2 separate regions of the Homo sapiens genome follow, and region 1 is linked to region 2. A link is a loop called in an ENCODE intact Hi-C map of the cell type or tissue named here. Cell type or tissue: HepG2. All regions are shown on one strand.

Region 1 (5,000 bases), 83 kb after region 2:
TTTCTCATACATGAAAATGATCAGGAAAGTCTTTCTGGGGTCTGGTTTCACATAAGAAATTGAAATTTTTAATTACTCAACCAAAGAGGGCAAAGAAAGAAATTCAGGCCAAAATTAATTCACAGATTTGTGGCCTTATAGCCTTAAGACCCAATACAGAAGGGAAATCAGTTCCTTAGAGCCTAGGGGCCAAAGAAAGGGAGGGAAGTGTCTCTTATTTTTGCCTGAGTTTGTTTCTGCTTCCCAAGGGAAAGGCAAAGCTGAGCAAACACCACAGATGGGCATTCTCGGCTGGGCCTGCACCTCTCCAAGTACCCAATGTGGTCTGAGAATGCAAAGAACTGGCTGAGAAGGGGCTGAAGTTCATAATCTGGTCCCTTTCCTATGTTTATAAACAGAGAGAACTGGGGAAAATTCTGTGTCTACATAAATACCACACACCCTCCTCTCTCCCAGCAAGAAGCAGCCTCTCTCCTCCAAGCTTCCTCGCAGCTCTTCTCGCTTTCTCCCTTGGATTCAAGTCATAATCCCTAATGGGCTGTGAGCCCAAGACAGAGGCCAACAATTCTTCATTTCTGTACTCCCAGCAATACCTAGCACTGTGCCCTGTACTACAAGGTGTTTGGGAAACATGTTGAATGAGTAACAGAAGGATAAATGGCCTCTGAGATTCTAAAAGGGGCCAGAATAAACAAATATTGTTCTCTTCTCAAGTCCTAGACTGCTATAAACCCTCCAGACTGCTGAGTGCTGGAATGTTCTCATATCTTGATCTATGTGATGGTTACACAAGTGTATACATTTAAAAAACTCATTCAGGTGTCACCTGAGACTTATCTGCTTACTATACGTTATACCTCAACGAAAAAGAAAAAAAAAAAAAGACAAGAAGCACCAAAAATTACTATTTATATACCAACTGTTTCTTAGGTCTCTTTATAGACTTCCTAACCCTCCCCAGAGTCCTGTAAAATGAGCCGAAAGTAGGAATTATTCTGATCCCTTGCATGGAGGAAACCCTGATGCAGGGAAAGACAGTGCCTTGTTCAGCCTGGTCACACAGAGAGTCAGAAATGTAGGCGCAACATTTCTGTAGTTTGTGATCCTCCACCACGGCTGTGCCCGCCCGCCTCACCACTGACTGCCAGTTATAATTCAAAAGAAAACAACCCCCTAAAATAGCAACTGTTTGCTCCATCTCCCCGTCAGCTGGCTTTCTGCATGGCACTTTAACTTTATTTTCAAAACTATTCTGGCAGGGTTGGCCACATTTACCACAGCGTCTGTTGAGAAACAGGTGAGGCTACAGTAGAATTCACTGGAATGAGGAGATAGGTGTCATGAGTTCCAGTCCCAGCTTTCCCTTCAATGAGCTGTATTACTTTTAACAGGTCACCTAACCTCTCTGGGCCTGGGATTTCCCTCTGTATGGACAAGATGTGTGCTAAAGTTTGATTTTCCAGAACTGCTTAAGAGACAGGAATGTACTGTGAAGGTTAATAAAAGGGAGAGGGCTGTTTTAATGTCACTAGTGGAGACTTGAGGTTTTAAAGGGCCTAATTTAGAACCAGGTGGGTAAATGTTTACCATATTCCTAAGAGGCTTAGCTGCTCATGATGGAGCCAGGACTTATGCTAAGCATGAGGCCTTTGCAGAAAAGCCCGCTGCTCTTTCTGACACCACCAGGACCATTGATTTTCTCTTCGATCGCCATCCTAAAAAGCAGATTGAAATAAAATGACTCAAGTCAGGCCAGCCCTCAGCAGCTGGTTCCTTTCTTCATGATCCTCACACAGGAGACAAATCCCCTACATCCTGTGGCCCCAAAGGCGGGTCAGTGAGGAAGTCAAGTCCTATCACAAGTCTTACCCCAGTGTGCTTAACTGGTCACTGCTGGGGGTTTGTCCAGTAGGGCTTGAACCTGCTGAGCCCCAACAGAAATTTGTGCCTCTGATTTGCCAAAAGGCTGGCAGTAAAAGTCAGAGGCAGGCTACTGAACCAAACAAGGCTCAGGTACCAGAAAAGATGCCTTCCAGCATCTGCGCTGCTTGCCTGGATGCAGGATCAGGGGAGCAGCTAAAAACCATTATTCAGTTCTGGCCTCTGATCCAAGGAATCAAAACAGAAAAATGTCCAGTACCTTCTACAAAACAGCCTGTGGCTGACCTCGACTTTTACAATAAGCAGGCAGGTACCTAAGCTATTAACAGATAAGATGAAGGCTGAGCTACTCCATCTTTTTATGCAGTGAAACTGCTTGGAGCAACACCTGGCTGTCTGAAGGTAAGGTTACTGTAATGTGGCACTTGTTGACTAACAGAATGTTACAGCAGAGAAATCTCAGCACTCATTTAATCCATCTTCCCATTTTGTTGTTGACAAAACAAAGGCCCAGAGGTAGGAAGGCCCTTACTTGTCCAAAGACATACAGTGACAGAGTCTGAACTACTGTGCAGCGTCTCAAAGTCTTAGGGGTCTGCCAGACCAATCTGGGTGATGGAGGGGGCACCCAGGGGTAGGACAGCTAACAGGAGGCCAGGAGCTCAGGAAAGGGGGAGGAGAGTAAGAGTTCATTCTCAGAGTTTTGGGAATGGGATAGTAGATCAAGTCTGGGCTGAACTTGAAATGTATGGCCTCAGAAATACAGGTCACTGTCATCAACCAAAAAGAATAACTAGCTTTCTCTTAAACCAAAGATAAACATGAAAGGAAGATTAAACAATCCCAAAGATCACAACTAACTGAGTTAGCCAGCTAGCCAGCTGGGAGTGAAATGCACAATATTAGCCAAGGACCTGATTAATAAATGAGGCTGGGTCAAGCTACTTTAAGCAAAGAGGATTTGCCTGCTTACCTTTGACATGCAACCTGAGATACTCTGAAAACAGAAAAATTGCTGTTCTGCCTCTACCAAGCTGCCCAGAATGGCTGGACTTCAAATAAAGCAGAAGGGGAATTGGGAGAACAAACAAGAGAAAGGGTAGTGACCGATGGACTTCCTTATAAGGGAACAGTCCCCAGATACACCTCATTCCCTCAAGCAGTAATGGACAGACAACCTAACCAATGGGAAGCTTCACCTGGGTGCTGTAGGGAGATAGCTGCTGGTCCCAGCAAACTGCTCTCTAGAGACAGAAAGTATCCATTTGGTATGTGTCTCGCTAAATTCAAACTAACACAGATTCCTCAGCTTGGCATCCAGGGCCCCTCAGGGAGGCCGCAACCCATACTCTCACCCCACCTGAGCCACCACTACCCCTCATCTATACCCCATAACCCCTCAACCCTCCCACATACAAACACAGCATATGCTAATCTCTGTACCTTGGGTCCCACAGTCTCCTCGGCCTCGAATGGTCCTACCAGCCTCCTCCTTCCCAAATCCCATTCATCAAGTCCCAGCTCAGAATCCCTGCCATCCCCCTGGTGCTACCCTAGAGTCTCCCAGCTGGAATTCACTTCTTCCTCCTTCCTTCTCCTACCATACTTTGACTGAATACCAATGGTAGGCGTGCCTTATTTTACGGAGAGTTATGCACTGTCTTTCTCTACAGCCCTCACCAGACAGGGAGTTCCTGGAGGGTAAGAACTATGACCCACACCATCCCTTCAAATTGAGTCTCTCACAGTAAACACTCAAAATATTTGCCAAACTGGGTGGAACTTAACAACCTTTTTTCCTTTTCCCACCATCACCTGATAAAACCAAACAGCTCCACCCTAGGATGCCAAGCAGGGGTCCAAGCTCCTAAACCTGGAAGGAGCTGGCTCTTTTTCAGAGACCCTTTGTGTGGGCTTGGCCTCTCTGCCTCTTACCTCTGAAATAAGAACAATGGTTCTTGTCAGAGAAGCTCAGTGCTTTGAGATGAGAGGTTCTGCAAACACAGATTCCCAAGTTCAAGGCCATTATTTTATACTCCCCTTAGACCCATGCACCATTTACCAACTAATGCTAGAAACTTAAAGCTTGTTTCCAGCCAAATACCTCTTCTTTTATCACAAATGCCCTAGTGTATAGCTGTTGAGAGAGCAGCACTGAGCACTCTGGGTAGCCTGTTGGCTTTTTATTTCCAGAGTGTGGAGATTTCCATCTCAAGTGTGAAGACAGCTCATGGTTTCAGGAAAAGCCCAGAGTTTCAGACCTGCTGTTCTCTCAAGTCTCCTGGTATAATGTGTCAATCAGTTCCCAACCTATGGACTGTGAGCTCATAGGGTTCACAGTGGTCACTCCAGCGCTCTGTGAATGTGCCCAACTGTGCCCTGCCTGTGCACTAAATGATGAATATATCACACAATAATAAAAACAACTACCATGTGACCATCTACCATTTACGCAGACACAATCCTAGGGAAGAAAGACGGTGGGTATATAGTGAATATCGGTTGAAGGGAATTAATATCTGATCTTCTCAATTAACGGGTATTAAAAGTACAACTATTATCATACACCCATTCTTGATATTTTTTGAAATTAGAAAAGGTTTCTTCAACCTGAAAAGACTAGGGACTATGGGTTGATCAGAGTCCTGAGTGGGAGGGATTCAGGTCAAGTTCCCAGCCCTAGCCAGACCTCTAGAAAGCAGAGCCAGGTGGCCTTGGGCTAAGTCTCTAGACCTTGGTTTCCCCAGCAGAACAACAAAAGGGTAGAATGAAAAGTACCTAGCAGGCTCCACCCAGCCCTGCTCTTTATGACCCCCTTATCCTTAGACCAGCCTCTAACACTCTAGAGCTCTATTTGCAGTGGCTTGACAAGCCCTAGAGCCATGGCTCTCAACCTAGGAGCTTCTGCCACCCTCCCCCCACCCTTTTGGGGACATTCAGCAATATCTGGAGACATTTTTGTTGTCACAACTGGATGGGGAGGTATTAAGAACATCTAGAAGGTAGAGGCCAAAGCTTCTGCTGAACATCCTACAATACACAAGACAGTCCCACACAACAAAAAAATTATCCAGTCCAAAATGTCAGCAGTCAAGGTTGAGAAACCCTACTCTAGAGGT
Region 2 (5,000 bases):
GCAGAGACCCGGGCTGAGTTTGCCGAGAGATCGGTAGCCAAGCTGGAAGAGACAATTGATGACTTGGAAGATAAACTGAAATGCACCAAGGAGGAGCACCTCTGTACACAAAGGATGCCAGACCAGACCTGCTTAACTGAATGAGATGCAGAGCACCCCAGTCCCACCTTGCCACTGCTCCTCCCTCTGACCCCAACTCCAACTAGGCCAGCCTGCCCAAAGCTGCCCTTTAACTGAGGGTTGATCTTTAACTGGAAGGCTGCTTTCTCCTTTCACCACCCCTACCTCCCCCACGTGTCTTTTTTGCCAAACTGTCTCTGCCTCTTCCCAGAGATTCCAGCTGCGCTAGAGGCTGAGCACCTTTGGGAACAACATTTAAGCGAATGTGAGTGCAACACATAATGTCTTTAAAAGCATGTTGTGTTGTATACATTTAGTAATTACCTTTTTTGTTGTTTTATAGCAACCATTTGTAAAACATTCCAAATAGTTCCACAGCTCTGAAGCAGCAATCTAATCCCTTTCTCCCTTTTGGAAGGTGACTGTTTAGCTTACTGTATATTGCTTTCTCTAGAAAAAAGGGAAAAAGGTATGAGCCTGCCTTACTGAGAACCAAACAGAGCCCGGGGAAAGACTCCACTCTGGGAAATCATAGCTTTGCACAAAGTACCAGCCAAACCAGAAAGGTGATTCCAGGAGTTAGCCCAAAAACAACAGCAACAAAAAATGTGCTGTTCAGGTTTTCAGCTTTAAGATATCTTTGGACAAAGTTATTTTTACTTTTTTGTTTTTTCATTAGAAGTGACCAAATTAAGCCAGGCGCAGTGGCTCACGCCTGTAATCCCAGCACTTTGGGAGGCTGAGGCAGGCGGATCACTTGAGGTCAGGAGTTCAAGACCAGCCTGGCCAACATGGTGAAACCCTGTCTCTACTAAAAATACAAAAATTAGCCAGGCATGGTGGTGGGCGTCTGCAGTCCCAGCTATTCAGGAGGCTGAGGCAGGAGAATCACTTGAACCTGGGAGGCGGAGGTTGCAGTGAGCCAAGATCGCGCCACTGCACTTCAGCCTGGGCGACACAGCAAGACTCCATCTGGGACAAAAAAAAAAAAAAAAAAGAAGTGACCAAATTAAGACGGTGAGACCTCTGAGACCAAATTTCTGTCCCATCTCCACCCCATTCCCAGCCGCTTACAGAGTGGATCATGTGCCCCTTACATTGAGGTGACCACTTGATTGCTCTCCTGCCTCCTTGAAAGAAAGAAGATTATGTTTTTGCCACTGATTTAGCCACATGAAACTCATCTCATCACCCTTTTCTGGGTTTGAAGCTGCTGTCTCTAAAAGTGCCATGTCATTGTGCTTTGTATCAGTCAGTGAGAAATCTTGAATAGCTTGTGTACAAAACTTTTTAAATGTCATATTATTTTGAAACTTTGCTTCTTTGGGTTTCTGGCACCCTGGCTACCCCCTCTGGCTGTGAGAGCTCTCCACAGTCTGTAGGCTGGCAGGTTGCTGATCTTTTAAAGTTTCTTTCCCTACCTAATCCCCACTTTTTGGTAAAGTTTCTAGGAGGTCTGTTAGGCGTACAAACTGCAGCTTATTGGCTTACAATGTACTCTCCTTTGATGCCTCTTTGACGACAACTGGGAGAAAAAGAAATCAATAGTGCAACTGTTTTGATACTGAAGACTGATGAGTGTCTTTTTGAAATAAAGAACCAGGCCACGCATGATCGCTCATGCCTATAATCTCTGCACTTTGGGAGGCCAAAGCAAGTGGATCACTTGGGGCCAGGAGTTTGAGACCAGCCTGGCCAACATGGTGAAACCCCATCTCTACTAAACAAAATGCAAAGAAATTGGCCAGGCATGGTGGCACATACCTGTAATCCCAGCTACTCAGGAGGCTGAGGCAGGAGAATTGCTTAAACCTGGGAGGCGGAGGTTACAGTGAGCCGAGATTGCACCATTGCCCTCCAGCCTGGGCGATAGAGCAAGACCCTGTCTCAAAAAAAAAAAAAAAAAAAAAAAAGAAAGAAAGAAATTAAGAACCAGTCCCTCCAAAAAAAGACCCAAACAAACAAGCAAACAAACCCTGACTGTACAGCACTGGTGAGGATGTCAAGCAATAAGAACTCTCACACATTGCTGGTGGGAAGGCCAAATAGTTCAACTTCTCCGGAAAACACTTGGCAGTTCCTTACAAAGATAAATATACACTTAACAAACTACCCAGAAATCTCTTTGGCATTTACTCAAGTGAAACAAAAGCCTATGTTGAACCAAAAAACATATGAAAATGTTCATATCAGCTTTAATTATAATCATGAAAAACTGGAAACCCCAAATGTTTCCCCATTGAGGAATGGTTAAACTGTAGTCGAGCTATACAATGTAACCCTATTCAGCAATAAAAAAAAGGATGTCTACCTTAAGTAAACAGGAGAGAGACCTGCTCTCCAGAACAGTTGCCCTCCAGGACAAGCAATTGATACATACAAAAACTTGGATAAACTTCAAATATATTGTGTTACTTAAAACAAAGAGTTTATTTGGGAATAGCAGGAGCGATATGCATGCTCTGGTGAACCACAGGCATATCCAAAGGAGTTTCCTTTTATAGACAAAAGGAAAAGTTCACAAAAGCTGCTTTGAAACAAGGACCATTGGTTACAGGGGCCTCCTGCAATAGTTGGCATCCACTCATTGGTGAAGGCAGCCATTGTTAGTCAAGTGTTCTTGTGCAAGAGGCTTATCTGAAATTTTTGAAATTGTTGTGGTTTTCAGAGAGTCCTTACAATCATTCCAGTCATAGGCATATGTGCACGAGAGCCCTTCCTTCAAGGCCCATGGGCTCCATTTTGTTCGGGGTCAACATAAGTGACTCCATTTTGATTACTGAAAACGTCCACAAGGACCAGCAATGGATACGTGCAAAAATGTGGATGAATCTCAAAGGTATCGTGTTACCTAAAAGAAGCCAAAGCTACTGTGTGATTTCATTTATATGGCATTCTGGAAAAGGCACAACTATGGTGATGAAGAACAGATCAGTGGTTGCCAGGGGATCAGGGTGAAGGGAAGGTTTGGTTACAGAGGGCCCTGGCCACATGACAGAATCTGCTTCTATATCTTGATTGTGATTGTGGTTTCTGATTCTATGCATTTTTCAAGACTCCTAGAACTACACACCAAAAAGAGTGACTCTCCGCTGCATGAAGTGGCTCTTGCCTTTAATCCCAACATTTTGGGAGGCTGAGGTGGGAGGATTGGGATCTCTAGAGCCCAGGAGTTCGAGACCACCCTGGGCAAAATAATGAGACTGCTTCGCTACAAAAAAATAAATTAGTCGGGCATGGTGGTGTGCATCGGTACTCCAGCTACTCAGGAGGCTAAGGTGGAAGCATTGCTTAAGGCTGCAGTGAGCTGTGATCACGCCATTGCACTCCAGCCTGGACAACAGAGCAAGATCCTGTCTCAAAAAAAAAAAAAAAGTGACTCTTACTATCTCCAAGTAAGTTTAAAAATAATTTTTAAATGTAAAAAATAAAAAATAGGTTATACTTTCCTATTGAAAATCAGACCACCTGCAAGTCTGGAGCATTGTTGATTTAGGGCATGCAAGGATGCTGGTCCAGGCCCTCCCAAGCATGAGCTAGCAAAAGTGCTGCACACTCACAGCCTGCTTTTCCTCTGGGCATTACTTTTGCCATAGCCTGCTGATCCCCAGGACAGGGGGACTGGCTTAGCAGCAAACCAAAGACAACGATTCCTGGGCAAGTGATTTATGAAGTGCTCCTAGGAGAAACTGGCAGGAGTGGGGGAAGAAGATAGGAAAGAGAAAAAGCCAAGCAAGAGTGCACTAGCAGATAGCGTCCCAGCCTCAATCTGATCCCACTGGGAGCCGAGGAATGTAAATTACAGCTCGGTTTGTGCCTGGAGGCAAAGGAGCTGGACTCATGCTCTTGTGTATCTGCCCATCTATGGCCAAGGGCCACCCGGCGGGGAAGTAAACTGCAGGCACTTCCAGGTCCTTGTGCTGTGCAGCCAGTGGCTCCAGGAGCCCAAGGGCAATCCTCTGAAGAAAAATCTCACATGGAAGCTGTCAGATGAAAACACCTGGAACCTGGGCAAACAGAAATGCTAAGAGGATCCGAGGGCAGCTGGGTAGAGCTCCAACAGTGCCCGCTCCACCAACTGTGGCTCATCCGCCGGACGTTTACTCCCAAAGCTCCTCCATGGGTCAAACCCAAAGGGCTGGGAAAGGTGGGCCCTGCCCCCAGCTCCTGCAGGAAACAGGAGATCAGGGGCACGAAGTCTTATCAGTAGTTGGATCCAAAGGGATGAAGTGGGAATGAGGTGAGAGGGTCTAAAGTATTTCCTGGAGACAGGCTTGGGGATCCCGGGAGCTTATCCTAACTTAATGCTGACCTCTCGGCCACATGAGGTTCCAGGGAATGAAACAGAGTTAAAGGTGGCAGCATGTGGCTCTTTACCCCAGACATGAAGGCAGTTAACTTGAGACCATAGCCCCCTGTTTATGTTCTAAAAGTTGCACTCATGGAAAGAGTGTACCCACGGGAGCAGGCAAGAGAAGAAAGCTTGAATCCCACGTACTGGTTCATGGACTGGTGCCTGTGCCCATGGTCCCCAGCAAGAATGTCCTGAGGTGGCCAATTATCCGTCGCAAGGAAGGCTGTCCTTTACTTTGGGATTATCTCTAACCTTTAGTTTTGAGGTGCAAGTTACCTATGGTTTCTGAAATGGTGGTGATACTAAATGGGGATCATGTTGTTTGTTTGCTATATATTACCTTTTTTTGGCAAAATAAAACAATAGCAGCTCTGCCTTGGAACATTAAATATGGGATGAAGGAAATTCAACCACCCGTGGAATACAGAATTGGGTACCTCTGGTGAGACGGGGATGTCAGTTTCTCTGCCTCACCTCAAGCTCTGGAGAGGGGCGTCCTGGGAACCACGCGACCTCCCACAGCTAC

What was found. Peaks named below come from ENCODE experiments on the same cell type or tissue, not always from the same donor. Only the 100,000 strongest peaks of a DNase experiment are listed, where the experiment ranks them.
Region 1: a loop joins it to region 2, with 1.8 times the contacts of the local background. A loop is called at or near these places in 5 of 110 quality-filtered maps.

What each region holds. Positions count from the first base shown.
Region 1 is chr20:33,824,644-33,829,643 of GRCh38, reverse strand. The region is part of intron 1 of CHMP4B (charged multivesicular body protein 4B); the gene reads right to left. Among named protein-coding and RNA genes, the nearest start is that of CHMP4B, 16 kb to the right of the region's middle. In HepG2, no CTCF peak of the experiment used is centred here; DNase peaks (open chromatin) are centred at 3,023, 3,893 and 4,163.
Region 2 is chr20:33,907,471-33,912,470 of GRCh38, reverse strand. It overlaps the pseudogene TPM3P2. Among named protein-coding and RNA genes, the nearest start is that of RALY, 84 kb to the left of the region's middle. RefSeq lists an enhancer at 4,143-4,644. In HepG2, no CTCF peak of the experiment used is centred here; a DNase peak (open chromatin) is centred at 2,740.